Linked DNA regions of Homo sapiens: regions 2, 3 and 4 are each linked to region 1. A link is an interaction called in ENCODE POLR2A ChIA-PET data of the cell type or tissue named here. Cell type or tissue: A673. All regions are shown on one strand.

The links. ChIA-PET counts read pairs that join two places held together with the same protein. Peaks named below come from ENCODE experiments on the same cell type or tissue, not always from the same donor. Only the 100,000 strongest peaks of a DNase experiment are listed, where the experiment ranks them.
Region 2: POLR2A ChIA-PET joins it to region 1 with 11 read pairs; 5 of 35 experiments call an interaction of 5 or more read pairs at or near these places.
Region 3: POLR2A ChIA-PET joins it to region 1 with 14 read pairs; 2 of 35 experiments call an interaction of 5 or more read pairs at or near these places.
Region 4: POLR2A ChIA-PET joins it to region 1 with 11 read pairs; 2 of 35 experiments call an interaction of 5 or more read pairs at or near these places.

Annotation. Positions count from the first base shown.
Region 1 is chr6:131,379,482-131,387,481 of GRCh38, reverse strand. All of the region lies in intron 3 of LOC105378005 (a long non-coding RNA gene), which reads left to right. Among named protein-coding and RNA genes, the nearest start is that of ARG1, 190 kb to the left of the region's middle. In A673, no CTCF peak of the experiment used is centred here; DNase peaks (open chromatin) are centred at 3,121, 3,701, 4,591 and 6,321; H3K4me3 peaks cover 711 bases; H3K27ac peaks cover 7,682 bases.
Region 2 is chr6:131,281,931-131,289,930 of GRCh38, reverse strand. AKAP7 (A-kinase anchoring protein 7) reads right to left here. Exons shown (of 8, transcript NM_016377.4): 8 at 6,399-8,000. Among named protein-coding and RNA genes, the nearest start is that of AKAP7, 150 kb to the right of the region's middle. RefSeq lists an enhancer at 7,582-8,000. In A673, no CTCF peak of the experiment used is centred here; no DNase peak of the experiment used is centred here; H3K27ac peaks cover 887 bases.
Region 3 is chr6:131,120,598-131,128,597 of GRCh38, reverse strand. The region is part of intron 2 of LOC102723445 (a long non-coding RNA gene); the gene reads left to right. It also overlaps a transcript of AKAP7 not described here. Among named protein-coding and RNA genes, the nearest start is that of AKAP7, 11 kb to the left of the region's middle. In A673, no CTCF peak of the experiment used is centred here; DNase peaks (open chromatin) are centred at 2,937, 3,747, 5,877, 6,367 and 2 weaker places; H3K4me3 peaks cover 1,126 bases; H3K27ac peaks cover 6,262 bases.
Region 4 is chr6:130,897,816-130,905,815 of GRCh38, reverse strand. It overlaps EPB41L2 (erythrocyte membrane protein band 4.1 like 2), which reads left to right. Exons shown (of 20, transcript NM_001431.4): 6 at 1,276-1,351; 7 at 4,636-4,854; 8 at 6,238-6,325. Among named protein-coding and RNA genes, the nearest start is that of SMLR1, 74 kb to the right of the region's middle. RefSeq lists a cis regulatory region at 3,475 and an enhancer at 3,391-3,560. In A673, no CTCF peak of the experiment used is centred here; no DNase peak of the experiment used is centred here.

The DNA.
Region 1 (8,000 bases):
TGACCTTCCCTCCCTCACTCTCTCTCCCAAAACACAGGATGCCTTTATCTGCCTAAAGCAACCCACCAAAAGGAACAATTGTTTTTGTTTTTTCTTCCTCTCCCTGTAAAACCAAGACTGTAACTGTTACAGTACATAGCTAGTCAAGCACAAGCGGGGTGGGAGAGGGCTCTCCTGACCAACCAGGAATTTCACACTGCCTCTCTAAAATGATAATTGATCAGAGCAAGTGCAGGGAGAGGCAATTTCCCAATAGACACAAACTTGAAATTGGTCATTGGCAGCTTCTAATAAAATCTCAGGAATTGGGCAACTGGGCTCAAGCATGCGCATAAAGAGACGAAATGGCAGCGTATGGCCTTCTGGGGGCATTCTACCAGAAAAGGGAAGAACACCACATGTGAGCATGCATACAACTGCAGTACACACACTGCTCATGTTCACCTCCCACGTGTTAGCAGGCCACCACGCATGGGGGCGGCCCACTCCAAGGAAAGAATCATGGGAAAAGGGATTCAAGACTCCAGAAGTATGCCAGCATATAAAACCCAAAAGTCAAAAGGTCAAATGCCACACTCGTCCTTCCAGTCACCTATGTGGGTCTCTTCCAAGTGTACTTTCCTTCCTTTTGTTCCTGTTCTTAAGTTTTTTTTTTCCTTCTTATTTATTTATTTATTATTATTATTTTTTGAGATAGTCTTACTCTGTCGCCCAGGCTGGAGTGCACTGGCACCATCTCAGCTCACTGCAACCTCCACCTCCCGGGTTCAAGCAATTCTCGTGCCTTAGCTTCCCAAGTAGCTGGGACTACAGGAGTGAGCCACCATGCCCAGCTAATTTTTGTATTTTTAGTAGAGACGAGGTTTCCCCATGTTGGCCAGGCTGGTCTCGATCTGACCTCAAGTGATCCACCCGCCTCGGCCTCCTAAAGTGCTGGGATTACAGATGTGAACCACCGCGCCTGGCCACTGCTCTAAAGCTTTTTAATAACTTCCACTCCTACTCTGAAACTTGCCTCAGTCTGTTTTTCTGCTGTATGCCCGTCAGTCGAATTCTTTCTTCTGAGGAGGCAAGAATTGAGGTTGCTGCAGACAGGTACAGATTCGCTGCCAGGACCAGTAACTTGGATATTCGCCGCCCCTAACATTATTTTGGTGCCATGTGAATTATACACTTTCTCCCCCCTAACCTATTCACACCTGAACAGATCCATTCACAAGATAACATACAAGTTAATCTCTGCTCCCTGATCCATTCATTCTCCCCAGATTCCCTCAACCAAATCCTCCCTGCTCCCCACCTGTTCTGCTAGGATGATACACATGCGTCTGAACCACCTTGCAGGGTGGGCAGTCACTCCGGGATTCTCCCATATGCATGTTGTGTACACATTAAGTAAATCTGTATGCCTTTCCTCCAATTCATCTGCCTTTTGGGAGTTGACTTTTTTAGTGAACTTTGTAAAGCAAAAATAAAATTCTAAGCTCCCTCCCTCCACACAATCATCTGAATGAACCCCTCCTCTCAGCCAAGAGCATTCTGGAGTAAACCTGAAAATCCAGTTCAGGTCATAATGGAAGAGGGGTTTAGACATGCCTCATTGTACCCGTCCAGCGTTAATAGCAACACAGACGTTAAGCCTGATAAGAAACATTTACAATCTATTTTCTCTGAAGCCGGCTAACTGGAGGCTTCATTTGCGTGATAAAACCTTGGTCTCCACAACCCGTTATCTTATTTATTTATTTATTTATTTATTTATTTATTTATTTATTTATTTATTTTTGACGGAGTCTCTCTCTGTCGCCCAGGCTGGAGTGCAGTGGCCTGATCTCGGCTCATTGCAAGCTCCGCCTCCTGGGTTCACGCCATTCTTCCTCAGCCTCCCGAGTAGCTGGGACAACAGGCGCCTGCCACCACGCCCGGCTAATTTTTTGTATTTTTAGTAGAGTCGGGGTTTCACCGTGTTAGCCAGGATGGTCTCGATCTCCTGACCTCATGATCTGCCTGCCTTGGCCTCCCAAAAGTGCTGGGATTACAGGCGTGAGCCACCGTGCTCGGCCCACAACCCGTTATCTTCATCCAGACATTTCTTTCTACTGATAATAACTCTTTCAACCAGTTGCCAATCACCTATGACCTGGAAAATCTACCTATGACCTGGAAGCCTATCTGCCCACCCCCTTCAGGTTGTCTCTTCCTTCCAGATTGAACCAATATAAATCTTACACGTATTGATTGATGTATTATGTCTCCTTAAAATGTATAAAAGCAAGCTGTACCCTGACCACCTTGGGCACATGTCATCAGGACCTCCTGAGGCTGTGTTAAGGTCACGTCCTTCACCTTGGCAAAATAAGCTTTCTAAATGGACTGAGACCTGTCTCAGATATTTTGGGTTCACAACTTTCAGAGGGGGAAGGGGAAGCTCCCCCTGGGCTCCCCTACACCAAACACCCGCAGAAATAGGGGAATGGATTAAGCTGAATTCCCCCTATCATTTGATAGATAAATAGAAAAGAGAACTGGAGGCTTTGAAAAGAACCTAAGCCCTTCAAATCAAGCATTCTTTTGGAGGGTAAAAAATAAAAATAAATAAATAAATAAAGCCCTTCGCAGTTCTTCAAGGCACGCTCCAGAAAGACTTTATAGCTAAATAATGATTATTAGGCAAATTATTTTTAAAAACTTTTACATTGAGAGCCACATTATTCTTATTTTACACTGAGAACTAAAAAGGATTACCTTGAAATCTCCTCAAAATAGGTCTAGAATTGCTTTATGTTTTTTTAAAAAAAAGAGTGTCTGAAAGGCAGAAGGTTTTCTTTCCTTGTGTGTGTGTGTGTGTGGGCAGATTTGTGAGAAAAATGAAAGCCATGAAACTAGCTTTTTCTTCTCAAAAGATAAGTAGCCCCCCTACACCTTTTTTTAAATACAGAATTTTAGTATTGCTCAAAAGGATATGGGCATGTCAAGTGCCCTTTGAAAAATCCTTCTGATAGAAAGAAAAATAATCTAGACAGACCAGAGAACATCACAATTCCTTTAATCCTTAATAATTACCGGAACTGAGAGAAGAGCTTAGAGTATTGTTAAAATTCCCCCAAGGAAATGTCAAGCTCTCACTAGAAAAGGCTTTTTTTAATCAACACTTAGGACTCCAAGAGAAGAAGAAATGCGAGGAATTTCATAAGCTATTTCAGTTACTTGAAATTTTGTGAGTCAAACAGAGCCAATTCTGAATACATGTGGAGTGGGTGCAGCCGGTGCCCCACCCAGATCCTCTCCATCTGGCTGCAGTTACTGTGAGTGTTGGCCCCTGACTACTCACACCGCCCCCTTCCCTAGAGCAGTGCCCTCAGCTGAATGGGAGCGTCCTTGTCTGGAAGGTTGCACCCCACTCAGGGACACAGGATGGGGCAGCTGGCAACTAATGACTGCCTGACACAGAGATACAAAAGGTTGGCCTCTGTCTCCGGATGAGACAAATTGTGGGGCGGCTATGGCCCAGAGCTCCCCTGTGGGGCCTGGCTGTGGCAGAACTCATCCTTGCTTAGCTTTCTTCCCCTGTCAGATCTTGTTTTCCCAATTCCCTTTCTCCCAAGAACATGCCTTCAACAGCCCTCTTCACCAGAATCCCTGTCTCAGGCTCTGCTACAGGGAACCTAATCTTAGTGCAACTCAGGAAAACCTGAGCCCTCTTATGCCATTTTTACAATCTTCCTTCCTTCCTTCCTTCCTTCCTTCCTTCCTTCCTTCCTTCCTTCCTTCCTTCTTCCTTCCTTCCTTCTTCCCATCCTTCTTTCCTTCCTTCCTCAGAAAAGAGTCTAAGAGCTTCATACAATATTTATAACATGTCAGGTCTCTCTCCTGGGATATTTGCATTTTAACATGACACAAAGAATGTGACTGGAATTAAGAGATTCATTGTTAGTGGCTAAAGAATTTTGAGAGGGTTAACTTTTTAGCACCTAAACCAACACATCACAGGTCAGTATATACTGTGCCTAAATACAAGTTTCATCCTAATTAGAAAGTGCTAGTTTTGTTTTGTTTTGCTTTGTTTTTTTGTGTTTTTTTTTTTGCAAAATTATAACCTCTGCCATTGCCATAAAGACTCCAAGGGGCCCCTTCCAGCTTCTTCCATTCTCAGGAAGGCACAGAGGGGGTTCTGGAAGCAGGAGCCAGGGGTCTCTCTCTTTCTCCACTCCTGCCTCTCATGGCCTCATTCTCTCTCTGGAATCCTGGAATATTAGACCTGCTGGCTCAACATTTCCCAAATAATTCTGTGTTCAAGCACCTTTGGGGAACATCATTTATCTTATCCCCATTTGGGGGGAGTCACAATATCCTTAAAATATTGAATCTATGAAATATCAAAGTAAAGAATCCTATTTAACTTATTGAACCCAGACTTTTCTAAACTTACCCATAGAATCCTATTTTTGTGGATCATAGTTGAGGAAACACCAATCTGGTCCAATTCCTCATTTTAACACTGGAGGCCCACGGAGATGAGCTCCTCTGGGCTGCCAACTCCCTGAGTGACAAGCCACCCCAGCTCCACAGTAATTTGTAGTATCCTAGTGACAGTGCCGCTCTCTGACTACACTAACGACATGCTGCGCACCATCCCCGGGGTTCGCTGCTTTTGCCAATCGACAGACCAGCTGCACATTCTCCCTTCGCAGGGTGACTTTTCATGGTTAATGACTCCGTGTTTGAAATGCGAGCTTCAGACCTCCTGTTACATCTGTATAAATAGATAAAATTGACCCAGACCCAAGTTGACTAAACAAGAGACCTGTTTGTTTTTATTGTTTCTGTGGGGCTCCAAGCTGCCCTTTGAGGTCTTGGCATGTGGGATCTCACCTGTTTGAATTCACGTTTGAATTCACGGTAATTCTCTGTTCCATCAGATCTCAGTGACTTTGATGATTCCAGGGCTCTGTTTCTATCTGCAATTTTTTTTAAGGCAATTCGTATTTTATAAACACTTAGTAATTCTAGATACTTTTCCCTCCTGGTTTAGATGATCAACAATCACTGTTTAATAACAGTTTGGCTTTTTGACCAATGAAGTCAAATGGAAAGGCTCCCGTTCTATGAAAAACTGAAGTGTTTACACTCAAAATAACTTAGGCTTGTCTTTCAGTTCTAAGCATATGAAGAGGACTCACGGTTCCTCAGAGTTGTGTCCTTATGTCTGTAGTCTGTATTTTTATAAATAAACTAGAGCCATGGGGTGTGTATGTATTTAGAAATAAGCCCTCAGGCTTCATGCGGCCTTTCCAGCCCAGCTGAGGGAACTAGCAAACACCCTGTAGGTCTCGAAGGAAATCAGCCATTTTATACCCGGTTTAGGGTTCAGCCTTTTATCTGGGTCTAAACATGTTTATAAAGAAACTATTAGGACAGCTTGCTTTTTCAACACTCAAATCACCCGATCAGCCAGAATGGCCCTACAATAGAGAATCCTAACAAGGTCAGTCTGCCCCACTGCTCCATTCCACTCAGAAAAGCCCTCACACACTTCACAAGTTCAAGGAGGGAAGACAAATGTGCGTTTCTGTGTGGGCGCTAACCATGGTGCTGTAGACATCATTGCAGCTCAGCTTCGGCAGCCTAAAAATCCATCTGGGAAATTAGGGCCCCTCTCCCTTCCGATATCACAAACGGGAATGTCTCCTGACTTCCTGACATATCATCTTCCTGGGTTATTCTCCCTACGCACTGCATGAGGAGAGAAACAAAGCAAACTGAATCTTTCCACAATTAGATGGAAAAACATAATAAACTGAAAGAGGACCTTGTGTGCTTTGCTTTATTCTTCCAGGCAGGCATGCCGTCATCTCATCTCTCTTCCTTTGCTCCTGGAGCAAGTATGGTTTGTAGCCATTAGCAATGCAGCCTCTCCCTTAGTACAACTTCAGGAGTTATTTCAGACTACACACACACACACACACACACACACTCACGCACACACTGACTTAGGGAGTGAGAGTGGAAGGCAGTATGACATGGAAGGGAGAATTAAGGACAGTGATGAATCGAGTCCAGAGTCGGTAGTGTGACACTTTGGGTCCAACAGGCTGTGCCAGAAGCACCATGTTTCTGTGCATGAGAGGCCACTGGCTAAGGCACAACAGGCCCAAAAGGCCCCAGCTGGAGCGACAGCTGGAGTGGCTCCTCCCCTCTCCGCACTGCTGAATTTCCTTCCTGCTCCAACACAGACATGCCAACACCCTTCACTTTTAATTACACAAATGTAAAGTAAGTGCACAAGCATTTCAAGAAAATCGCTCAACAACTAGAGGAACAGATGTTGTAGCCTGAAAAGGAAGTCGTCATTTTGGTAAAGTAAATTTGTGTGTGTGGCCGGAGCTAATGCTCAGCAGGTGTGGGTACTGACTTCTCTAGGAAAATGTTTGTCTTCCTTGTGTGGAATTATTGATGGTTCCTGAGGAGGGAGATTCAGTTATTGGCCTGAATTTGTTTGCTCGGGTGGCCATAACAACGGGCCACATACTGGGGGGTTTAAGCAACAGAAATTTATTTTCTCACAATTCTGGAGGCTGGAAGTCCGAGACCAAGGTGTTGGCAGGGTTGGTTTCTTCTGAGGCCTCTCCCCTTGGCCTGTAGATGGTCATCTTTTCCCGGTCTCTTCATAGGTCTTCCCTCTGTGACTATGTGCTAATTTCCTCTTCTTATGAGGACATCAGTCTTATTGAATTAGGGCCCACCTAGTAAACTAATTTTCAATTAATTACATCTTTAAAGACTCTATCTCCAAATACAGTCATATTTGAGGTACTAAGCATTAGGTCTTCAAGACATGAATTTGGGTGGGTGTACAAATCAGCTCATCATATCACCTGATAGATATCGACTGATAGGTAGATTTTTTTCAGATTTTTTTAAGAGGTAAGGAATAGGAAAGAATCCATCAAGAACTGAAGCAAAAACACAAAATAAGTTGGACCAGGCTCATGGCATCCCAACCTAACAATGAGGAAGAGAATTGATAGTCACTTCTGAATGATGGTGTTAGTCATGACCAAAATGTACTCTTGTTAGACTACTGTATTCAGAAATATTTTTCCTGTTGGGGTACATTGAGTGAGGATAACTTTAAGGGTAAAGGATGGGGATTCACCTGAAGGAATAGAATGTGCCCACTGCCAGTCATCTGAGGAAGTATTTTCTTCTAGAACATGAAATAAAATATCCAGGGAAGCAAACCACAGAGTAGGAGATTCTTATGAGAATTCAGTCTGAAATCAAGATGCAGACCAAGATTTACCACACTCCCAGGGATGAGTCAGCCCCTGCTACGTGGACACAGCCCTGTAGCATTTATGCTATTTAAGCCACTGGTTAAGAGAGCCTAGCAGCAGCTTCAATTTAGCCAGTGAGATTAATAGCCACTGGACGTATTTGCCCAGTTGGTAGCATGGGGTGAGCAGAGAATGAGGGTTAGAGGCGGGGCTCTGGACCATGGGAATGCCAGCTCCTCTTCTTCATTTCATCCACTTTCTGAGATAACATAGCTTTTACTTATTTTTCTTAATTTTTAAACATTTTCAATTGTGGCAAAATACACATAACATAAATGTTGCCATCTTAACCATTTTTGGAAAGAGACAGGGTCTTGCTATGTTGCCCAGGCTGGAGTTCAGTGGCTATTCACAGGTGCCATCACAGCACACTACATCTTTGAATTCTTGGCCTCAAGTGATTCTCCCCTCTCTGAGTAGCTGGCATTACTGGCATATACCACTGCACTTGGCTTAACTGTCTTTAAGTATACAGTTCAGTAGTGTTAAGTATGTTCACTGTTGTACAACCAATCTCCACAACCTTTTTATCTTGCAAAACTGAAGTTCCACCCATTAACAAACACTCTCCATTTCCCTGGCCACCACCATTCTACTTTCTGTTTCCAGGAATTTGACTACTCTAGAGCTCTCATATAAGTGGAATCGTATAGTATTTGTCTT
Region 2 (8,000 bases), 98 kb after region 1:
CTTACCTTCGGTTTCAGTTACTTGGTGTCAACCTGTTATCGAGCAAATGGGGCTCCCTGCCTGATGTGCTGGAAGTCAAAACTGACACCAGATTTTTTGAGAAAAGAAAAGCTTTATATTGAAAATCGTCTCAAAGAGACAGGAGTCAAGCTGAAATCTGTCCCCCTGTGCTGGCCTTAAGGCAGTAATTTTATTAGAAAAAGTTTAAGGGGTGGATACTGGGATTAGCAGGTGGTTGGTGGAAGGAAAGGGGAGGTCTGGAAAGTCCGTGGGCATGCTCAGTTATCTCTTCATGCCACTTCATGGGTCCCGTGTGCAAATTCAGGGGGAGTTAGTATGAAACATGCAGTGGGAATTCAGGCTATGACTTCAGCAGGTTCATTCTGCACAAATGCCAGTCTGCTATCTGAGTTCAAACAGATTTCAGCCAGTTCTTTTATCTCATAAGAAGAGCAAATTTCAGTGTTTCAGCAGGTTGTTTCTTATCTGCCATCATGAAAACTCAAGAATTTCTGATAGACATTGCTTGTTGGTTTCTTTTTTTTTTTTTTCTTTTTCTTTTTTTTGAGATGGAGTCTTGCTCTTTCGCCCAGGATGGAGTGCAGTGGTGCGATCTCAGCTTACTACACCCTCCGCCTCCTGGGTTCCAGTGATTCTCCTGCCTCAGCCTCCCGAGTAGCTGGGATTACAGGTTAGCGCCACCATGGTCGGCTAATTTTTGTATTTTTAGTAGAGACAGGGTTTCACCATGTTGGCCAGCCTAGTCTCGAACTCCTGACCTCAGGTGATCCACCTGCCTCAGCCTCCCAAAGTGTTGGGATTACAGGCGTGAGCCACCTCAGCCTCCCAAAGTTTTGGGATTACAGGCGTGAGCCACCACACCCAGTCTGTTAGTCATTGGTTTCTCTAACTCTTTGGGACACAGTTACAAACTAAGTTCTGAAAATAAGTGAGCACAGTACAATATATTCTAAGACAGAGACCACATTCACATAACTTGTATTATAGTATAGTATTATAATTGTTCTATTTTATTATTATTGTTAATCTTACTGTACTTAATGTATAAATTAAACTTTATCATAGGTATATATTAGAAGTATAGAATAAACTTACCTGTGTATAGAAGAAAACATAGTATATATAGGGTTTGGTACTATCCACGGTTTCAGGCAGCCACTGGGGATCTTGGAACATAACCCCCATGAATAAGGGGGGACTACTGTACATTTATTATAGACTTTTCCTCTTAAGCATATAATGTAAAATACTTTAACTTCCTTTTTTAATGAAATGAATAAGAAATAGCCCTGTTATTATATTAAGTAATAATATGTTAATCATGTCATATTGTTTTAAAATTTGGAGGCTATCTTCTCTATTTCACTATCTAAGTCTACCCAAAGAATCACATAAACCAAGAAAATTCCTGCAACAATGGCATCATAACTGTCATCACAACTGATCCTTTCAGCCATTTTCCAAGTGCAGTAACTAGGTATTTTGATCCATGTCACATAAACTATGCCGGTGGTTTCATTTTCCTGTTTTCTATCCCAGTTCCTGATAATGTGTGTACAGAACCCCAGTGAGCATGTGCTCTTCGAGACTAAATTACTTCTTGATAATAGTGGAGGTGGGAAGGAGCACTAACTCTTTAACACTGCTGGGAAAGCACTATTTAATAGTGTACTCCTCAACTGGGGGTTGTGTGACCCCTGTCTGAAGTGGATTGGGAAATGTGTGGGGCACATTTTTGTTGTCACAATAACAAGAATCTGCTACTGGCATTTAGTGTCTGGGGATCTGGATTGGTAACTTACTATGCACAGAACCATCCCACACTACGAAGAAATCTCCAATCCAAAATGCCAGTTGTGCCTTGTGTTGAAATACTGATTTAGCGAGTAGAGCCTTTATTAGTCAAGATTTTTAGCTGCAAATAACAGAACCAACTTCGGCTAGTTTAAATGGAAAGGGAACTAATTAAAGGATATTCAGTAGCTCACAGAATCCTTAGAAGGTCCAGAAAATTAGGCTGGGTGGCTAAGCAGTAGGAACAATGCCTTATTACACTGCCAGCTGATCTGGGAGAATCCAGCTGGTGCTACTTTTTTACCAGCTTGTAATTCTTACACAGAATAGGGATATGTGGGATGTGGGACACCCCAGCCAGGTAGGGCCTTTGCCACTACTGCTTCTGAGAGCTGGCTATCTCTCCACCATCCCTGCCAGGATGAACTGATTCCATGCAGGGTTTCCCTGTTGCTTGGTGGAGCCCAGGTCACATATCTGAACCCCAGTGACATGGAAGGCTGAGGGTGAGTTCTTGGCCTCCACCTTGGGGCCTCTGTCCCAGGGAAGCAAGGTTCACAAGGTAGAAAGCTACACGAAGACAGAAGAGGAGTTCAAAAGATACTGGGCAGTCACCAAGTGTGACAAATGCCCACCAAATCATCAAAGGCCCTTGTTACCTCTCCCTAAAGACACTTCTTGAGCATGGACCTGGGAAAAACAGCTTCTAAATTTGTCTTCCAGAATCTTGAAAAGATATGCTTAGTATCTCCCCACTGTTGCATATTCATTCTATTTTCTCTACTTCAATTAGCATATCAGATATTCTTTGGATTCGTGCATAAGTATCATTTTCGTTTCTTTCCTCAGCACTGTAATTCCTGTCCAGCTGTAAGATTAATTTCTTTGTCCTCTTACCTCCTACAACTTCATATATCCCACATTAGTGGTTTCAAAATAAGATTTTTTGAAATTATGGATAAGATAACATATGTGACTAAAAAAAATCAGTGAAGACAATGTCTTTCGTTTGAAGATATTATCATGGCAATATTGTGCCCAAGTGGTTTTGGGCAGGAAGTATCAGGAATAATTTAAAGCATTGTACCAGGCCAGGTATGGTGGCTCATGCCTGTAATCTCAACACTTTGGGAGGCCAAGGTGGGAGGATCACTTGAGGCCAGGAGTTCAAGGCCAGCTTGGGCAACAGTAAGACCCTGTCTCTACAAAAAATTTTAAAATTCACTGGGCATGGTAGTGTGCCTCTAGTTCCAGCAACTCAGGAGGCTGACACAGGAGGATCCCTTGAGCTCAGGAGTTGGAGGCTGCAGTGAGTTATGATCTGATTGCACTGCTGCACTCCAGCCTGGGTGACAGAGGAAGACCTTGTCTCTAAAAATAAATAAAGCATTGTACCAATTTACTGTGTTTACCTAAGAACAAGAGCTGCTTCTGCATATACCAAAAGTTGGCAGGACTGCAAGCAGGACTGTGTCACTTTTCTCAGATCAGTCAAAGAAAGTAACACGTAAATATATAGGGCAGTGTCACTGAATAGTAACTTTTCAGAAATAATGCGAACCATTACAGGGAAAGCAACATAGATTTACTGAAAACAATGAATTTCTTACTTTAATTGTTTCTTTGATGCTGTAATAGAATTTCATGGTCTTCCAATAAATGATTAAATGATGGAATATGCAGAGGAGTAAATATTGCAGTTTACATTTTAAAATCATCCCAAATCACCTAACTTTATCAGTTACACTTAATGGATTCAAATAAGTAGTTTTGAGCATATCACCTTGGAGATGATAATAGCACCTTCCTCTTTAGAAGCTCTCAAATTACCTTATAAATAAGCCTTTATCCTCAAAACTGTGATGCAGAAATGAAGTGCTGTAGTTAACATCACAATTTTAAATTCACTGACTCTAAGTGAACTGCTTTAATATTCATTTTCACTGTGAATGAAATAATCTAGGGACTTGTCTCATTAGCATCTGTGCTGCTCTCAAATTCATATAGGGACCTAGAAACTATTTTTTAAAGTACACCAAGTTTATTTATTTTTATATGAAGTCTATCTACCTAGGAAAACTGGAATTTAGGGTTGTATCTACAATTTGTTTAAAGTTAAAATTATTATAGGTGAGATTTGAAAGTGTTGAAAATAAGGGATGACGAAAGGTTATCCATTCATCAATTTATGTGTGGAGATACTAAAAGTTTAAATTTACAGTATAAAATCTACAGTTTGTATAATGAAATAAATCACTATCTTGATTGTATAATGAAATAAATTCCTAATTTGCTCCATGATGTGATAGATGGTTTCTGCATCTGTGATCGAATGCAGAGAAGCAAACACATCTGTTTGGTCACATGCCTGAAATAATGTCCAGAACATGAAGTCAAACTGCTTTAATTACCTCCTTATGGGAGTGCCTGGCTGCTGGGATGACTGGAAGGTAACACATTTGGAGTTTTGGAATGAATAATTTGAATCTTAAAATTATTAATCTTAAAATTAAGATTTTTTTGTCTCTAAATTAAAAATTATTAATCTTAAAAATTAAAATTTATTGAATATAAATCTAGTATATCTCAAAGCCCTATAAAAATAAATACTTCTATGCTGAGAAGTAGACTAATACAATAATCATCTAACATTTTATAAATGGGTCCAAGTTCAAAGCTGACAGAATTTTGTCCTGCTGTTGAAAATATTACTTTTTGACATTCTTAATTCATCTAGGACATATTATTTTTCCAGTGATTGATCCCCAAAAATGTTGGCATTTGTTGATAAATATGAATATGTGCCACTGGGGCTTCCCTACACGAAGCTGACAACCAACACAAGTCAAACAGAGTGTAAAGTCTTCTAGAACTCTAAGCTCTTCCTGCCAACAGATGGAACAGCGTGGCCCCTTCAAGGCCTCACATAGCAGTAGCTAACTGAAACAGCGGTGTCTGCATGAGTAGCATCATGGTGTGGTCACAAAGAGCACTGTTCTAGGATCCTTGAAAATCACCTTGCCAAACTCTTTCCAATTCCAGATTGGGCAGTGAGGCTCAGAAAAGTGAATTAGTTTGGTCAAGATCATGTGTCAGTGGTGGACCCAAGTCTAGAAGACAGTCTAGAAGGCCCAAGCCAGCACTCTGTTGCCAACCACGCAGCCTCCCTGTCACAAGACAAGGCTACATAACATACAGTACCGACTCAGGACAACTCACTCTGCCTACGTGACCCAAAGAGCAGTTATTCTGTGACTAATGGGAATAAAGTCACTTGGAACATTTCAGATCCCAAACATAGAGTTCTGCAAATTAATGTCTTATTCACTTTTAAAAATGGAAAATAAAATTTTTTATTTTATACCTTCCATTTTCTTCATAAACCTTCTTAAATGGAGCTTTCATTGGTAAGGATTAGAATCCTTAATCCCTATATTAAGTATCTGGGTGATGTGATTTTCAGTTCTATCACATCAGCTGATCACTCTCATGTAAGTTCAGAGAAATTCAGGGCTGCAAGGAAGCTGGTTTAGTCAAAAGAAAGTGACTTTCCTTTTCTTACACTTTTTAATTTGTCAAGTATATCGTACTTGGTGGAGAGAAGTGCTGCATTTTGGAAAAAGTGTTGGCTTTGAATTAGAACAGATCATAGTTTAAATTTGGCCTCACCTTTATTAGCTTATAACCCTGGGCTATTTAACCACACAGGGCCCCTGATTCCTAATTTGTAAAAGTACTAATTACTTCCTAATAGGGTCACTGAAGGGAAGAAATTTAATCATACGCCTAAATCACCTGGCACACAACCTGGGACTTAGTATTTAACAAAAATCATGATTTTAAACTAAAATAACAGTAAGACATGTAACCCCAGATTGCAAAAAGTATATACTATTTTAGCCTTTCAAATTATCTAGATGGACTGGGAATCGCTCCCAGAGGATATCTGTATATACACGCTGAGAAGTGCCTTCTCTCCAGAAATACTGTTCACTTAGATTATGGGGTGGTAAGGATAACACCGGGGCATTGACATAGAGCCCCAGGTGACAGTTCAAGTCCAGTTCCCTGATAGCAGTGGGGCCCTGGATAAGGCATGCCACCTTTTGGAGTCTGTTTCCTTGTTTGAAAAACAAGGCAAGGCCAAAACTATCTTTGCTTTCTACCTTAAGGATTTACTTAAAGAAGCCATTTACAAACAAACAGTCAAGCCCTCTACCACTGAAAAGGGTTTCATGGCAAACAGCTCCCAGGATTCTGCACCTGGATGGACCTCCACTTTTCATCTTTGCTAGGATGTCACATCAGTGACACATTCTTAGCTGTTTATAAGACGCTATTTAGATTTTCTTTGAATTTAAGGTTCTGTTGTTAATTCTCTGTGAAGCTGACTGATTTGATATGATTTTAAAGGGTAAAGTTGAAGGTGCTTTGACAACTGTGCTCTCTTAGCATGAAGGACGGGATCATAAAGGTGAAGCAACACTGAAACTAAACTATTGGAGCTCCGATTTATGACTTCGTTACGCCAACATAGATCCAACTACTCTCAAGAGTGAAAAAAAGAAATGAGGAAAAGCAACAAGGGAAAACAATATGTTTATTAAGAGCCATGAAAATGCATAAACTCATTTGTAAATAAATGTAGTATAATTTACCCAGTGAAAAAATAGCTAAAATCCATGAGTAAACTGGATTTTATATTTGAAATGATTTTACATATTTGATCTCCAGTGATTTCCCCTCCATCATGATCTACTCCATCAATGACTATAGAAAAAGTTGTTACCAACAATCATCATACCGGGGAAGTTTTTCAAGATGCTCTTTCAAACAGAAGCAGTGCAAACAAGTTCAGATGGCAAGGGATACGATAAGACCTGGAGCTTATCTTCGGACACGTAAAAAATAAAAATCCCAAACATGTATTCCTTAAGAAATGAAAAAGCAGAACAACATTTTGATCAGTGAAAAATATTATAAGGATATATAAAACATTCTTAACCAGTGATCGCAATAATTACATTTATAAATGTTCATTCAAGTACTATTGTTCAATAAACATTCAAATTCTCATTAAAAGTAACACTAGATGTAGACACACCTGGACAACGCTTCTTTTGATTTAGCAACAATTGTGTCAACAGGAGGCAAGTGACCCTTAAAATACTGTTGTTGGCTCTGTTTTATTCTGTTTGTGAATGATTTGTTCACAGTCTGTATGTTTTTTTCTGCAAGGACCCGAGAAATATCTCACAACAGCTAATTAAGAAATCATTTCTATAAAATAACTCTCAATATTACAGAAACAGATATTCTAAAACACAAGTGTAGCTCAAAAAATAATTGGGCAGAATCAATTTTCTTTGGCAAGAAATTGCTAATTCCTCACCAAATGTTGGTTTGCTGTTGTGCAGACACTATCAGAAACTTCTTTGGTGTTTACCAAAGAGCTACTTAATAAGCTGAAAAGATTTCATAAGCTATGTTGTCACAATCGCAATGTAGAGCTTATGTCAAAGTTGTGCTGAAATCAACGTCATTTGCTGAATTACTGTTGTTAATAAGTCTTCCTTCAAAAAGCTCCCTCCTAATTCTGGCCTGAGTCTCAGGCTTTAATAAAAGTTCCTTTATCTGTTTCACTTTGGACTTCAGACCCATCGTTTCTCGATGCAAAGCTTCATTAATTAAGTCTCGAATTCCAATAGGTTTCTTGCCTAAGAAAAAAAAATTATATAATAACATTTCATTAAATATGGCATACTGACTTATCAAAATAGGATTTTAAAAAAACTTTAAAATGTTGCCCACATTTTATAGAAAAGGTTGCATTTCACCAAAAATATATCATTTACATGAAACATAATTTACTATAAATAAAGATCACACTGCATAGCAACAGCACACTTAGGACAAACATGAAACATTATGGACTAATTGTACAGATGACAATTCCAACAGTGATTATTTTAAACTTAGCACTTGATAGCTGTGTGTGAGAGTTCTGGCCTCAGATAAAGTAGTCAAATGCCCTGCTAAGCAATATAAATGGCAGTATTCCATTGATGGCAAGGCCTCTTTCTCGGCCTTTAATTTGCGTCCAGGAGGCATAACCCAAAGTTCCCTTTCCCTTGTGCGTGGCTGAGGGCGAATGAAACTTGGGCCATTCTTCTTTCATCAATTAA
Region 3 (8,000 bases), 260 kb after region 1:
GCCTGCCTTGGCCTCCCAAAGCTCTGGGATTTACAGATGTGAGCCACCACACCCAGCCTTAAATTATTTATTTAAAATAAATTCCCAGAAGGAGGTGTGATAGGTAATAGATTCTAAATTATTACAAGCCTTTTGAAATGTGTTGCCAAATTATCCACCAAAAACTTCATGCAAATCTATATGCTTATAAGCAGTTCATGAAAGTTTATTATCCATCCCACTAACCCTCATTTTCTATTTACAATGTTCAAATGGCTGTTATTTTACCTCTTATTTCTTTTATTATTAATAAATCTGCATATTATTTCATGTGTTTCGTAACCACTTGCACACCTCTCTTTATAAAAAGCTTCTGCTTATTTTTCTTCTAAATCGTTTACCTTTTTCTACTACTTTATAAAATCCATTATTTTATTATATTTTTAACTTTTATTTTAGGTTCAGGGGTACATGTGCAGGTTTTTATATAGGTAAACGCATGTCACGGGAGCTTGGTGTACATATAATTTTGCCACCTTGATAGGAGGCTAGTTACTTTTTCCGATCCTCTCCCTGCGTCCACCCTCCACACTCAAATAGTCCCCAGTGTCTGTTGTTTCCTTCTTTGTGTCCACTTGTTCTCATTATTTAGCTCCCACTTACAAGTGAGAACATGCAGTATTTGGTTTTCTGTTCCTGTGTTAGTTTGCTAAGGATAATGGCCTCCAGCTCCATCCATATTCCTGCAAAGGACATGATTTCATTCTTTATTATGGTTGCATAGTATTCCATGGTGTATAGGTACTATATTTTCTTTATGCAGTCTACTGTTGATGGGCATTTAGGGTGATTCTATGTCTTTGCTATTGTGAATAGTGCTGCAATGAATATATATGTGTGCATGTCTTTCTGGTAGAATGAAAATCGATTACTTTAAATACTTTGTCATATATACTGAAAACATTTCCCCTAGTTTGTTATTTGTATTTTAATTCGTATATAGAAGTTTATAATGTGCAGAATTTGAAAATTTGTATGTAGTCTTATGTATTAATTTTCCTTAGTGGTTTTATTTCTTTGCTCTAATGATTTAAATGTTTTCCTTTCATTCCCTTTCATTTAAATGTTTCCTTTCCTCTATGGATTGTTTATAGTGGCTTCTACTTCTTTACTTCTGAACTTATTTGGTTGTATCTTATGAGATAGGGACTTTTTCTCTAAAGAAATCAAATGTCCAAGTGCCATCATGACATACAACCTATGGTCAAGGACTTCAAGGTCTGGGACCAGATGCAGTGGCTTAGGCATGTAATCCCAGCACTTTGGGAGGCCAAGGTGGGCAGATGACTTGAGGTCAGGAGTTAGAGACCAGCCTGGCCAACATCTCTACTAAAAATACAAAAAAATTAACCGGTCATGGTAGCATATGCCTGTAATCCCAGCTACTCAGGAGGCTAAGGCAGGAAAATCGCTTGCATCCAGGAGGCAGAGGTTACAGTGAGCCGAGATCGCGCCACTGCACTCCAGCCTGGGAGACAGAGCCAGACTCTGTCTCAAAAAAACAAAAAAAAAACAAAGCAAAATGAAACAAAAGAACTTCCAGGTCTATTTTCCCCACAAATCTACCTGCCCTGTCTCTTTTTCTCAGGTCATACTTTTCATCAGTCAATCTCACAAACTAAACTATGCTCATGTACTAAGTCCCAGTGAATTATTTTGGCAAAAATAATGGCAGGAAAACACTCTGTACACCTGATATGCAGGCAGCCACTTAGCCATTAAATTACTCCGATTTCTCTTTGTTCAAACCTCAGTTCTGGTCCTTGTAACCACACCATGAGCAGGGAAGGCTAATGGAGCAGCAGAGGGAGACAAGACGCATGAATATGGAGTTCCCTAGGATTCAGGTAGTGTGGCCCATTCACGCCACGAGCATTTAATTCTAAGTATATTAATGTATGCTGCTTCTTTCCCCTGCTTCTCCATGAGGGCAGGGATTTTATAGTCTCCATCCAAAGTCTAGTATGCAGGAGTTTCTAAATAAATGTTTATTGAGTTAGTTATTTAATGAACTTTCTAGAGATTGAACCTAATCTTAAAGAGTCAACTCTAATGGAAGCCAAGGATGGAGATTTTGGAGGTTTGAAGGCCTTTTGGCTGTTGTTTTTGCCTGCTCATAAATCTAATAATACCTGTGGACATTTACTTCTAGCATCATAAACTTGTTACATTTGTGGATATCGACTCAACATTTGCATCGCTAATTCATTCCTCAAGCATTACCCATGAAATGAAGGAATATTGTAATTAGTAATTCTTGGTACCCTGCCTATTTTCAATAAAAGGAAAAAGAAAAAAGTAAGCAAGAAAGAAAAGACAGCCAGCATATTCAATTACAGTATTGTCACATGTAAATAATCTGAGCAACCAAAAATAAGCCATAAATGTGTTTACCAAGATAAATTATTATAAATGATCTCAAGCCTCAAATTTGTCCAGAAATATAACTTATTTATTAAAGTGACTACTTATTTAATAACACAATGCCAATTGGAGAGAGGACACCTTCATGGCAGACAGAACATTTTTCTAAAATCATGTCATGTAGAAAATTATCCTAATGCCACATAGCCTCCAAGTCCACTGCCAGACAAGCTATCACAGAGATCATGGAAATGAAAGACTTCAAGACCAAATTAAACTGTTCACATCAACAGTTTATTAAATCAACTTAAAACACATAGCGAGAAAAGGGGGAAACAAGCAGCATACATTAATATACTTAGGATTGGATGTTCGTGGCATGAATGGGCCACACTACCTGAATCCTGAGGAACTCCATATTCATCCATCTTGTCTCCCTCTGCTGCTTCATTAGCCTTCCCTGCTGGTGGTGTGGTTACAAGGACCAGAATTCAGGTTTGAACAAAGGGTTCCATATATTTAAGGCTGCCTAAGCCACTTGCTGTATTGGAAGGATGCAAGGACAAGTACATCTGGCCACAGGGGCCTCATATATATGCAATGACTCATGATTATTAGGCATTTCTTTATCATTCCATCCCTTTTAACATGCATCTACATTTAACATATACATACATACTTTACTTACTAACCAGTTATCTATGTGTAACACATCTTAGTTCATTAATTTCAGTTTTCTTCTATAACAGATCTTAATGTTCTCAAACAATATAACATGTGCATGTTACAAATCTCTAACACAATTCCCTGACTGCTTAATCGGCTGTTGTTGTACCAAACTTTTATAACTCATCTTGAATTTCAACTTGGCATGAAAATCCTCCAGAAAGTTTGGCCTCAACTTTTGGTGTTCATTTATTTTTCCTAATAGTGACCAGCTCTGATTCTGGTTATTTCCAAAGTAACAGTAAAAGGAAAATGTTGTTTACCTATCTAGATTTTCCTCTCACTCCTAAGATCTGTACGTTTCCCACCCACTTAGATCCTTATTAAAAACTCCTTTACTTGAAATGCACCTTTTTATTCATCCTTGCTCTTCTTAATTCAAAAGAAAGAAGGAAAGAAGAAAGAAAGAGAGAGAGGGAGGGAGGGAGGGAAGGAGGGAGGGAGGGAAAGAAGAAAGGAAGGAAGGAACTAAAGAAGGAAGGAAGGAAGGAAGGAAGGAAGGAAGGAAGGAAGGAAGGAAGGAAGAAAGGAAGTCAGTTAGTTTATTAAGGTCTCAGCCTGGGCCTATTATTAGGTGGAACAAGTGTTCTCATTCACCTTCCTTTTCCCTCATTTGAGTTTTCTGTAGCCAATTCTGCCACAAAAATTTTGAATTTCCACAGTAGGCAACCACGAGAAAGCACTGCCTCCCTGTTCTCCCTCAGGACTTTTGCTGAATATATCACAGGCAGAGTGACCAGCTGTCCTGGTTTGCCCAGGACTGTTCAGTTTTAGCACTGAACGTCCCATATCCCAGGAAACCCCTCAGTTAGAGAGCCAGGAAGGGCTTGGAAGGGGAGGTAGTATTTAAGACCAGATTTGAAAATGAGTGGATTAAGGGCACAATACATTCCAGGGTTGTGAAGACAGGACTGTGCAGGTAGATGCTAAAGAGAGTGGGTCTACCAGTTTGGCTGGTTTGAGTGACGGAGGACTGGGAGACAAGGCTGGAAAATTTGGTTGGGACCAGATTATGGAAAGTCTTAAATGCCAGGCTAGGCAAATGGGACTTTATTACATCAGAATTGGAATTTGTTCAAGAACTCTGACCTTGGAACTGACATGATGAAGGATAACTCTGGAAAGACACATCTTTCAGGTCTGTGCAGGATTTATTGGAGGGGACAGAGAATCAAAGCCCCAAGCCCAGTTAGTTCACTGCCATACTACAATAATCCAAGTATAAGGGACAGAAATCTAAACAACAGTGTTGGCCTAGAAATGAAATAAAAGTGATAGAGTTAAGAGTTTGCAAGACAATAGTAAGTGAAACTCAGCAATTGATAATGTGGAGAAAGAGAAAGAGTTGGCTGATGCCAGAACATTAGAAGCAGAGTGAATTGGGTATTCCCAGAGAAGCCCAGAACAAAGAGGATGAGGAGTGGAAGAATGGAGAGAGGGGTGAGAGCGGAGTGAGCAGGATGGCGGACAGTGTGTGCTGAGGAGTGGGATCCTTCCCTGGATCTCACATACCTTCAATAAAGTCAATAATTAAGTTCACCACTCTTAGTTGTGAATGATTTTGTTCTGGAAACCAAGGAGATGGCTGAGAAACACAGAGCACACGAGGACCCCCTGTGCCTAGAGGCTGAAAGAGTCCTGTGATTATAAACCCCTAAGAATTGGCAGAAATCTTAGGGAGGGGCTAGACTTTCACATGCCATCAGAATTTGAGTCCCTTTAACTAGATCTTCAGAGGTGGGAGTGACATTGAGCTAAATTCTATTTAAATCCTAAAAAGGAACCAGTAAAGAGAGACAGAAAAGGAAAAACACTGGCTGGGCGCGGTGGCTCATGCCTATAATCCCAGCACTTTGGGAGGCCGAGGCGGGTGGATCATTCAAAGTCGGGAGTTCGAGACCAGCCTAACCAACATGGTGAAACCCCATCTCTACTAAAAACTCCACCAGGCATGGTGGCACGCACCTGTAGTCCTGGCTGCTTGAGAGGCTGAGGCAGGAGAATTGCTTGAACCCAGGAAGTAGAGGTTGTAGTGAGCTGAGATCGCACCACTATACACCAGCCTGGGTGATGAAGTGAGATTCTGTCAAAAAAAAAACCAAAAAAACCAAAACTGAATAATGGGGGTGAGAGCTATAGAGTCTGTTCAAATGAAGGCAGTGATCTCACACAGGATGGAAGCAAGTTAAGGAAAGATGGGTCCTGGTAAGTATTTGGATGGGTCGTGATTAAGGGAACTACTTTCTAAAGATGTCAATTTGCTTGATGGAAATAAGTGAAGTCATTTGCTGGGAGGAGAGGAAGACACTGAGGAAGGACTCTTGGCAATTTGGAAGTTATAGGTGTACAAGTGATCATTGAAACTATGGATGTGGATGAGGTCACCGAGAGAGGGTATATAAAGTTAGAAAATTAGAGGGCTGCAGACGGAAGACCTTCACTATCTTTGCGATTAGAATCTGAATTTTTTTTTTTTACATTTTGTCAGCTGCCTGAATTATTACATACTTAATGCATTTCTTCTTTTCTGGCCAAGAATAAGAAATAAACACTGTTGAGGACATTTACATCCAGAACATTGATTCTTTTTCTTCAGTTAAAATAAAAGAGATCATTTACTTATTACGAGGTATACTCTAGCTTGTATTATTTACTCAGAAGATAATGATGTCTTATATTGTGGATTTTGAGATAATCTCTATTTTTATACACTGAAGTAGTTAGTGTTCCTGACCACATTTTGAGCAAATGCCAGATTGGCAGATTAGGCTTAACAGCTCTAATTAGGCTTCCTGAATTTGATTAGTGCTAGGGATTAGTTTCTTCTTTGATAGTTTATTTCACAAGATTTCTTAGTTTGAAACTGTGTTTTGCTGACTATTTTTGGTATCATATACATCATATAAACCATCATTATACATTCCAATAGACCATTCTTCATTGATGATTTGTTGTTGTTATTCCCTGGTAAGATTTTCTGAATACTAAAAGGAAAATATTAAGAGCGATATCAAATTTCACTTTCTGGGTCATCAGGGCTCTATATTACTATTTGTTGGTTTCATTATCTTCCTAACGTGCCGGAAATTATTGATGCAGTTTATGTTCAAACTTCTCATTGTTCATTCTAAAATGTGTGTTACAATTGTTTTTTCAGGAAGATATTAACATAGATTATAGTAATAGGATATTAATATCTGGGCTAGCAGATTTTACATCTTATTCAACTTAGTCATCTCATTGCTTATTTGGCATAAGTATTCCTCGTTTTTTAGTTGTGCAATTGATATTTAAAACAGGCATCATACAAGCCTTAACTGGCAATGCTAATCTTATTTGCATTCCAATTAGAGTATAATTGACAATTACACTATGAGGTTTTCTTTGAATATTGTAAGAATTAGAAGATACAAGAAGTGGAAAAAGTAGTAAAACTTTAAGAGTACTAGAGAGAAATAGAATCAGAGTGGGAGGAAATTTGAGTCTATTTTCCCTTACACAGTAAAATATTTCCTTACAGATGGTCATCTATTTGAATACATGGTCCAACTAAAAGCTCTTTGTCTAAATATTGTGTGGTTTCAAACGGCAAATATCTTCATTGTCTATTGATTGATCTAGTAATATAGTGAAAGACAAAATAATTATAGCCAACCAAACTGCAAAAATTCCTTTACTATAAAGTATTAGCTACAAGGCAGGCATGGTGGCTCATGCCTGTAATCCTAGCACTTTGAGGGGCAAAGGCAAGTGGATCCCTTGAGCCCAGGGGTTCAAGACCAGCCTGGGCAACATGACAAATCCCATCTCTACAAAAAGTGCAAAAATTAGCCAGGCGTGGTGGTGTGCACCTGTAGTCCCAGCTACTTAGGAGGCCGAGGTGGGAGAATCTCCTGAGCCCAGGGAGGTGGAGGCTGCAGTGAACTATGGTTGAGCCACGGCACTCCAGCCCAAGTGACAGAGTAAGACTCTATTTCAAAAAAAAAAAAAAGAAAGAAAATATTAATTACCCAAGGTCCTCTGATTTTTTTCATTCTTTTATCACTTCAGAGTAACAGTAAATTTTATAGACATAATTTATATATATATAAACCATATATAATACTATGCCACTTTTAATTAATATCTTTCAAATATCTCTCTCAAATAGGTATTTTATATATATAATAATTTGTATTATATTATAATGCCTTATTGTGTTAATATGCAATCATTTGTTTAACCAGTCCCCAAATCTTGAGCATTTCCAGTAGAATCCACTTACAAATATCCTTGGATTTTTTTCTCTTTCATTTGTATCATTTTCTTGATCCATATACCAAAAGTAAATTTATCAAATTAAGAGGAATGTTCCATTTTATGGGGTTTTGGGGGTTTTTTGTTTGTTTATTTTTGTTGGTTTTTTTTTTGCGTAGGTAAAATATGGTAGTCATATGATGACAATCTATACAGCAATTACAGAGGATGGACTGATCTACATTAACTAACATGCACAGATCTCAAAAACATCATTAAGCAAAGCAAACAAATTGCTAAACAATTCAATATACCATTTGCATTAAACACACTATTTCCAATGAGTTCATATATGTATGTAAAAATATTAAAGTCTAAATGGAAGTATAACAAACATAACAGCCATTAAGAGGGGAAGGGACAGGAATGGGGAGTGGTTGGTAGCTGAATGACAGTATCTTTATAACAACCTAGTTTCTCAAAAGGATAATGAATTCATGCATTGCTTGGGTAATTAGAATGGATTTAACTTTTAAAACAAAAAAGCTGGCTGGGCACGGTGGCTCATGCCTATAATCCCAGCACTTTGGGAGGCCAAGGTGGGTGGATCATGAGGTCCAGAGATCGAGACCATC
Region 4 (8,000 bases), 480 kb after region 1:
CACTGAACAAGAGAATGGGATTCAAGGAATTTTTCTTCAGGTTCATAAATTAAACATCTCATAAGGTCTTTAAATATGTATAGAATGGAATAACTTGGCTGGGCGTGGTGGTTCATGCCTGTAATCCCAACACTTTGAGAGGCTGAGGCCGGGAGATTGCTTAAGCCCAGGGATTCGAGACAAGCCTGGCAACATAGGGAGACCCCGTCTCTGAAAGAGTAAAAAATAAGTTAGCCGGACATCGTAGCGCATGCCTGTGGTCCCAGCTACTTGGGAGGCTAGGATGGGAGGATCACTTAGGCCTGGGACGTTGAGGTTGCAGTGAGCCATGATCATGCCACGGCACTGCAACCTGGGCGACAGAGTGAGACTCTGTCTCAGAAAAAAAAAAAAGGAATAACATATATACACACACACATTTTTTTAATTTAAAAATATTATGAACTTGAAGTCAAACTCTAAATTCAGGCTAGTGGAATTATTTGGATTCCATTAGGAAAATAATACCTGCCCTTTCCCCCATAGTTTTACTTTTTTAAAGTTATCCTACACATGATCTATCAAAATAGCAGTTAAATTTTACGTATAAATAGCAGTGTTTTAACTTTTAACAAGCCATTTATGATATGGTTGCTTGACTTATTCATTCTTTATGGCACAATACAGCCAAGTGTATGTTATATACGAATATACTTACACCTACTCTACTAAAACCTGGGAAATAATTGTATTGTCCTAAAGTATCATGAAATTATACCATGCTTTCCCTTCTTGGGATCTCTTTTAACACCTTCTTCAAATAGCCCATTAATAATTTTTTGAATAGCTATTATCTCTTGATCATTACTCTCCTTCCCCACAACAATGTAGAAAATCCTGAATTTTAAAAAAAAAAAAAAGGGTGGAGAATATTTGGCAACAGGAGATCCTGTGGTTAAATTGAATCTTATCTCAGAACTATTACATGGAGGTTATATTAAAATTTTTGTATAATAGATCACCATATAAAACACATGTTGAGGTATCAGTAAATGTTTATAAGAAAGAGAACCTATTACTCTTTAATGGTGGCTTATTTATGTAATTGATTTCTATTTTATTTTTTATTTCATTTTTATTTTATAAACAATTTTAATTTTATTTAAATAAAAAAATTCTGCATGCTGATTTATAGTTGGATTAGTCTGTACTGTTTGATCCTTGACCTTTAAATTTTATCACAATAGTCATTCTTCTGTTAATTGGGTGCATAACTGTGATATTTAATAATTACAGACCTTCCATGGCTATTCACTTTTAATGTGAAGTTTTATCCTCCTGATCCTTCTCAATTGACTGAAGATATCACCAGGTACTTTATATTTGCATTTTTAAATGAACCTTTCCTTACAGCTCTCGTTTATTTTTGTGCCCTGGGAGCATAGTGGTAATTTCAGGATTGAAAACCAAAACAGTTTTTCTTAAGTTTTAGAAGTTTCCTTGAAAATGGGTACATCCAAATAGTTTGAAATGTTGCCAGTTTCAAAAATTTTATTCACTTTCTTTAATATCTTCATTTATATTCTAGTAATGAAAATTTTAAAAATGATACTGCTGACAACTTTGTTTTCTATGTTATACTTTTAAAAGTCACTAATATTTAATATTTGAGATTTTAATACCAAGGTCATTTTTATTGTATATAACTCATGTGTGCTTATATACTAGTCTCATATTACAAAGATGATATGAGGTTAGCAAAATGAAATTATTTTAAAAGTCCAATTGAACTGGTAATTTCTTTCTCTCTTCTCCCTCCAGAACCAAACAAGGTAGGATTTCTTATGTAGAGTCAATAGCTAGTTCATTTCCATCTCCTTGGAGATTGTGTGAGCTATAAGAACATACACTTGAATTGCAAAGAAAGGATTCTGTTTAGGAGCAAGAGAATATTTATTGATTCTGAGTACCTGAATGGCAACCAAGAAACATTGTGAATCAACAAGTACCTTGAAATCTTAGCCCAGTTAGACTGGGTACCAGAAACATTGTGAATCAATCAACAAGTAGCTTGAAATCTTAGCCTGATTACACTGGGTACCAGGGATAGCATTTCTTAGCTTTGGTGAGAGGAAGTATAAAGGGTTGATTTTTTTTTTTAAAGGATGATTTTTATATACCATATTTTTAAAAGGTTACTTACATGGTCAAGTACAACTGTGTGCAGTGCATGACTTTTAGAAAACTAGAGGGGCTTAGCAAAAGAGTCTGCTTGTCTTTAGTTCCTGTATCTTTGATGCTTTCTGCTGGGCCAGTTTTGTTGTCAGACATCAAGTTGTGGAAGTGGTTAAGAGTTCATAATATCCATGTGAAATAGCAAGGATGGAAATTTCTTTCCAATATTGGGTACATAGCAGGCCGGCCTTTTTTTTTTTTTTAAACTACTTGTTGCTGAATATGAATGCACTAATTAAGCTCTGAATGAATTAGCTTCACCTAGTAAATAATAAATAGTAGCTTTTGTAACTGCACAGTGAGCTACTTAGAGCATAAAACCTGACCGAATGGCATGTGTAGGATGCAGAGCTTCACTGCAGGGGTGCCTCTGAACAATGCATGTAACTGGGGCTTTGTGACCCAACACTCTGTACATACACTCCTCCTGGCAGTAATTTGTTTGGAGAATGATAATCCTTTGGTGATTGCAAGTTTGTAGCATCAGTACTTTGGTTTTCCATATAAATGGAACTTGAACAGTCTCCCTGTCTAGTGGGAGGAACAATATAGTCTGCTCAGCTAACTAAAGTTCTCAGTGGTGCAGCCTGAGACCAGCCACCTGCCTGTACTTGTGGCCTGGAAGCTTAAATGTCATGATCGAAATCTTCACCATGACTTGAGTGAACATTTAGAAGCTGGGGTAGGCTTCTGAGAAGGGCAAGAACACTATTTCGAATAATGTTTGAAGAATGCTTCATAGTGCTGTGTGAAGGTACAGTTGGGTAATTCAGGAAGCTCATGCCATTTTTTGTTTGAAGTTTTTAGGATTTAGACTTAGGCTTTGAAAACAGAGGAAAGGACCAATGTGAAAAGCAGAGACAATAATATAAAAGGAAGCAACAAGATGAAATCTTTGTGTTTAGGTTCTAAAACTTCCATAAAATGTGGAGAAACATCACTGTTGTTTATTAGAGAATTTGAGGATAACCTGGACCCATGGTTGAAAATTCAGTTGTCTGAAGTATGTACTGTTAATGCTTATGTTTTTCTACGGGTCAAGGAAACATATAATCCTCCTTAAAAGGAGATCTGCAAGGCATAAAATACTCAAAATACTGTAGTGATAGCGAGAAGACTTTCAGTCTCTCAATTACCGAGCACTTGTCATGTGGCAAGCCCTCCAGTAACTGTGGGACTATAGTGATGATAAACAGAGTCCCCGCCCTGCCTGATGATGTATTTGGGTGGTAATCCAGGTTCTGAACTGACCTGGCCCCATGTGCTGGGTTGTGCTCTCTGACCCAGTAACAACAAGGCCTGGACCAGAGGCCAGCACTCCCCATTTGATTGTGTAGGGTAGAGAGCAGGAAGAGGATTGGGCCCTAAAACCCAGGCCAGGCAAGTGTCCACAGGACTAAGATGGCCAGCTGCCAGTATGAATGCCAGTCTCTAAAAGGTCTTAAAGAATGAGGACTCTGCTGTTGATTTGGGAGGATCCATGGTGACCATAGCAAGTGGTGAAGTTAAAGAGTAGAAATCACATTTTAAAATGTTACCAAGAGGAATTGATAGTGGGGCTTAAAAGGTGGGGGAAACCCACAGGGTATATATGACATGTTTCTGCATTTTATTTCATGGAAAACGGAAATTCTTTTATAACCGTAGTGAGCCACATGGAACATTGAATGAGAAACATTATAGCCACTAATTATTATAGCTACTAGTTATTGATTCTTAAGCATGTACCAGATATTTTATTTATATTATCTAATGTTCATGCTCATCTTCAAAGGGAGGTAGAGTTCTTAGCGTCTTATAGGTGGGAAATTACCCTTAGGCAAGTAAATTAACTTGCTCAAGGTCATATAGAGTCAGGTCTTCCTGGCTTCAAAGCCCAGGCCTTTTCTGCTAAACTGAGCTAGCTACTGCTTTAAATGGGGTAAATGGAAAAGTAAGGGCTTCAAAGTAGAGATTTACCAATAACTGTTGTTAAAGGTGTTTCTGGAAAAGAAGAAATGTCAAGATGATAAAGGGTGGGTGACCTTAGCTTTTCTTACAAATGATTAAGACTAGTTTTTTTTTTTAATCTATTAATCCTTACATCTTTTGAGGGGCGTGCTAATTTTTATTACAGTTTGAAATCCAAGGAGACAGTTTAAGTGATTGAAATTTTTACTTCAGTTATAAAACTCTTATATATATACACACACACATATAAATTAGCCTTCTGGACTCAGTTTCTATAAATAAGCCACAAGTTTAGAAGCCCAAGGAGCAAGTTGAGGCTTTTTATTAGAGAAGATGATTTTTGCTGTTTATATGAAGAGTGCCTATATTGTATATTTGTTTTCAAAGGGGTACTAGCTTTTAAGGACTGTGAGTGCTCCAATCTCACCTAATGGTTCTCCCCTGACCCATTTCTCCCTCTGCTCCTCACAGATACTTCTTGTGCCTTCAGCTCCGGCAGGACATTGCCTCTGGCCGCCTGCCCTGCTCTTTTGTGACTCATGCTCTCCTGGGATCCTACACCCTGCAGGCTGAACTTGGTGACTATGACCCAGAAGAACATGGCAGCATCGACCTCAGTGAATTCCAGTTTGCCCCTACTCAGACTAAGGAGCTGGAAGAGAAGGTGGCAGAGCTGCACAAAACCCACAGGTCTGTTGCCTTGCTTACTGGAGAGAATGGCCATGGGAGATTTAAATAGCTTCTCTTGTAGCACTTACTAGACATTTGAGCATGATTTACAGGATTATCCAATTTTTCCTTTTGGAGTTTCACCTAGCACTAATCAAGGCAACGTGGAGCCCTTGAGGTATCCTTTCATTATTTTTATAACTACCGTCTGAGAAACTATACTTGTAAGACTGTATGTTTTCATGTATTGGAAAAATGTACTTTTCCCCATGACACCTTCTTCTCCCTATCCCCCTAACACATACACATTGGAGACAAACATGTCCACATACTTATTTGACATTTACTTTATATTTCTTCTGCCTTATAATTGTCCTTATTACTATATGTGGTAAGAAAGCTAGGGAGATAAGGAGGCATTGGGATTTGAATTACCAGTGTAGGTGGTGATGGACGTAGGAATAGTAACTGAAATGTACAGGTGATTCCGTTGGAAGATGACCCGTTGGTTTAGCTAAGATTACTTAACATTACATTAATACCATATTACGCTTCTAGAACATTTATATGTGTGTGAAAAGAAAATGGACTTTTTACACAAATTTTTATAACGCTAGCTACAAAATGATAATTTGTTCTATATTGCAAAATTACAGTTTTATTAAATATTACTAAAGTGATCTGAAAGGAACTTTCAAAAATTAGGTTTTTAAACAGGCCACATTCATTGATTTTTCTTTAAAAAAAATATGGTATTTGACTCTAAATGTTTTCTTATTAATTTACTTAAATTCTACTCAATAGACATTTGTTGTATAATTCTGATGTGAAATATCAGGTACTGACATGCCATGGGGAATGTGAAAATTAATGGGACATGATCTTGCTCTTTAGGAGCTTAAAGTTTACTTAGTTGGGTATATAGATAGGAATGGAAATAATTTTAGTATGGACAATTGATTTGTGTTACCTATCATAGGTATAAAATCAAATACAAGTAATTTCAATCTTTATTATGATCAACTCTAGTGAAATAAAATGAAGGAGTAAGAATGTGTTTATCACAGAAAGATGAGATCACTGTTTTTTATTCTCCAGTACTTATGTTGTACACTATTGCTGGGGCTTTTTTCCTCAGTGAAAATAATCAAAAGCAACTTTTTAAGATAAAATGGGTAAGAGTGGAGGTATACCTCCATGCAGTTTAGCAGGTTTACATTATAGGATCTTAAGGGAAAAATGTTAGAGGTTGAGAGTTGTTTTCTTACCATTTCCTACTTTTCTGCAAACTTGGCTGGGTAACTTTCTCTCCTCCAAACCCTCTGAGCACAGACACTCCTCCCATTCTGACTACATTTGCTCTGCATCCATTAATAAGATAATACTGTTTCTTTTGATTCTCAGGGGCTTATCGCCAGCACAAGCTGATTCCCAGTTCTTAGAAAATGCAAAGAGGCTTTCCATGTATGGTGTTGACCTACATCATGCCAAGGTACTGTAAATGTAACGGGGAGTAGCATCATAGTAGTCTGTTGACTGAGGTTTTGAGAGGGCTCCAGTTTCAGGATAGCACAGCTTATTTTTGGGAAAAGGATATTTGCTTTCAATTGAGGGTCTCTGGAATATTTCCTTGGTGACTAATTATGGGGTGTTTGGTTGTGGGAGGGACCATGTATTCTGTCTCTACCACTTGTTTTCCCAGTCTTTTTAATTAATGCCCTTTCATAGGTACTTACTATGACACACCTTGTCAGCCTTTTTTTTTTCACCGCTTATCCTGGTTTATTTTGCATTGCAGCTTCTGCTAGGCCAAGTGCTGTGTCTGTCCCAGTTCCCTCTCCCACCTCTGTCTTGGGAGAGGAGAGAAGACCTTAGCAACCATAAAAGGGCAAAAGTAGCATGGGACCACTTTCCAAAAAGCTTATGTTTGATGAAGGAGCCCTAGAGTTGGTCTTTTCCCTGTAGGTGTGTTTTGTACTTTGTGAAAGATAACGTAGGTGGGCCCAGGCTCTGGGTGATAAAGCACCTTCAGTCTAATTTGAAAGATGGTAAAAGAGTGGGACAATGGGGACATGGGAAGCCAGTCATAATCCTGAACACCGTAATCCCAAAAGATCAAAATCTCAAAAATATAATGCTCGAAAAAATAATTTTAAAAGTTATTTAAAAGACATTTATTTACGTTTTTAAGGGGGGATTTGAGAAACATAAAACACAACAGAAGTTCATAGGCCACTTTACACGATAAATTAGGCAGTAGTAACATACATTTTTTTTGCAAGCATAAACGTTCGGTATACTAACGAGAGTCACAGGGTATGAGTTATGAATAGACAAATCCTGTTCATAAAGAAATAAGTCAAAAAGTGAAATGTGTAAGCGCACATCGCTATAGTTGGTTGCCAGTAACAATATCACTTACATCATGGTTCTAGTTTAGATGATTATGTAGTGGGGAGAGTCGAGGAGAATGACAAGCAAGGTGAAATATGAATTTGGTTTTAAAAAATATGTCCAGAGTCAACATTTCCTTATGGTAGCCTGCTTTTAAAAGACCCTGCCAATCTGTAGATGTTGTTTAGAAGCCCAGATTATATGATTTGAGAAATCTCTAGGAAAGCTCCCCACACAATGATGTCTTTCCTCCCTAGGCCTCTGATTAATAATTCTTGCATTTGTGTTATTAATCATACTTCATATTTACAAAGCACTCTTTTTCTCCTCAGTGGCTTCCTTTATTTAAATATTTTTCTTTATTACAAAACTAATACATGTTCATCATAGAAAATAGAGGCAAACAGAAGGAAATAAAGATCACTTAAATCTTTTTATGCAGAAATAAGCATTCTTAATACCTTTTTTCTTTTCTTTTTTTTTTTTTAGACCCCTGGGCAGTTGAATTCACATGCCTTCTAAAAATGGGGTCATACTATGAGCATCATTTTTGTTAGTTTTTTTTTTTTAACTTACTATTATAAGATTTTTCTGTCAGTAAGTAGTCTCTGGCAGCATCATTTTTAACCACTAGATGCTGTATGCCCTTAATTTTAAAAAGTACTTTCATACCATCTCATTTTTTACAAGTATACCATCTCATTTAAAGTTTGAATGTTTTTTAATTTTACAGCTACATAAAACAGTGCAGAGAATGACTTGTTTAAAGCCAT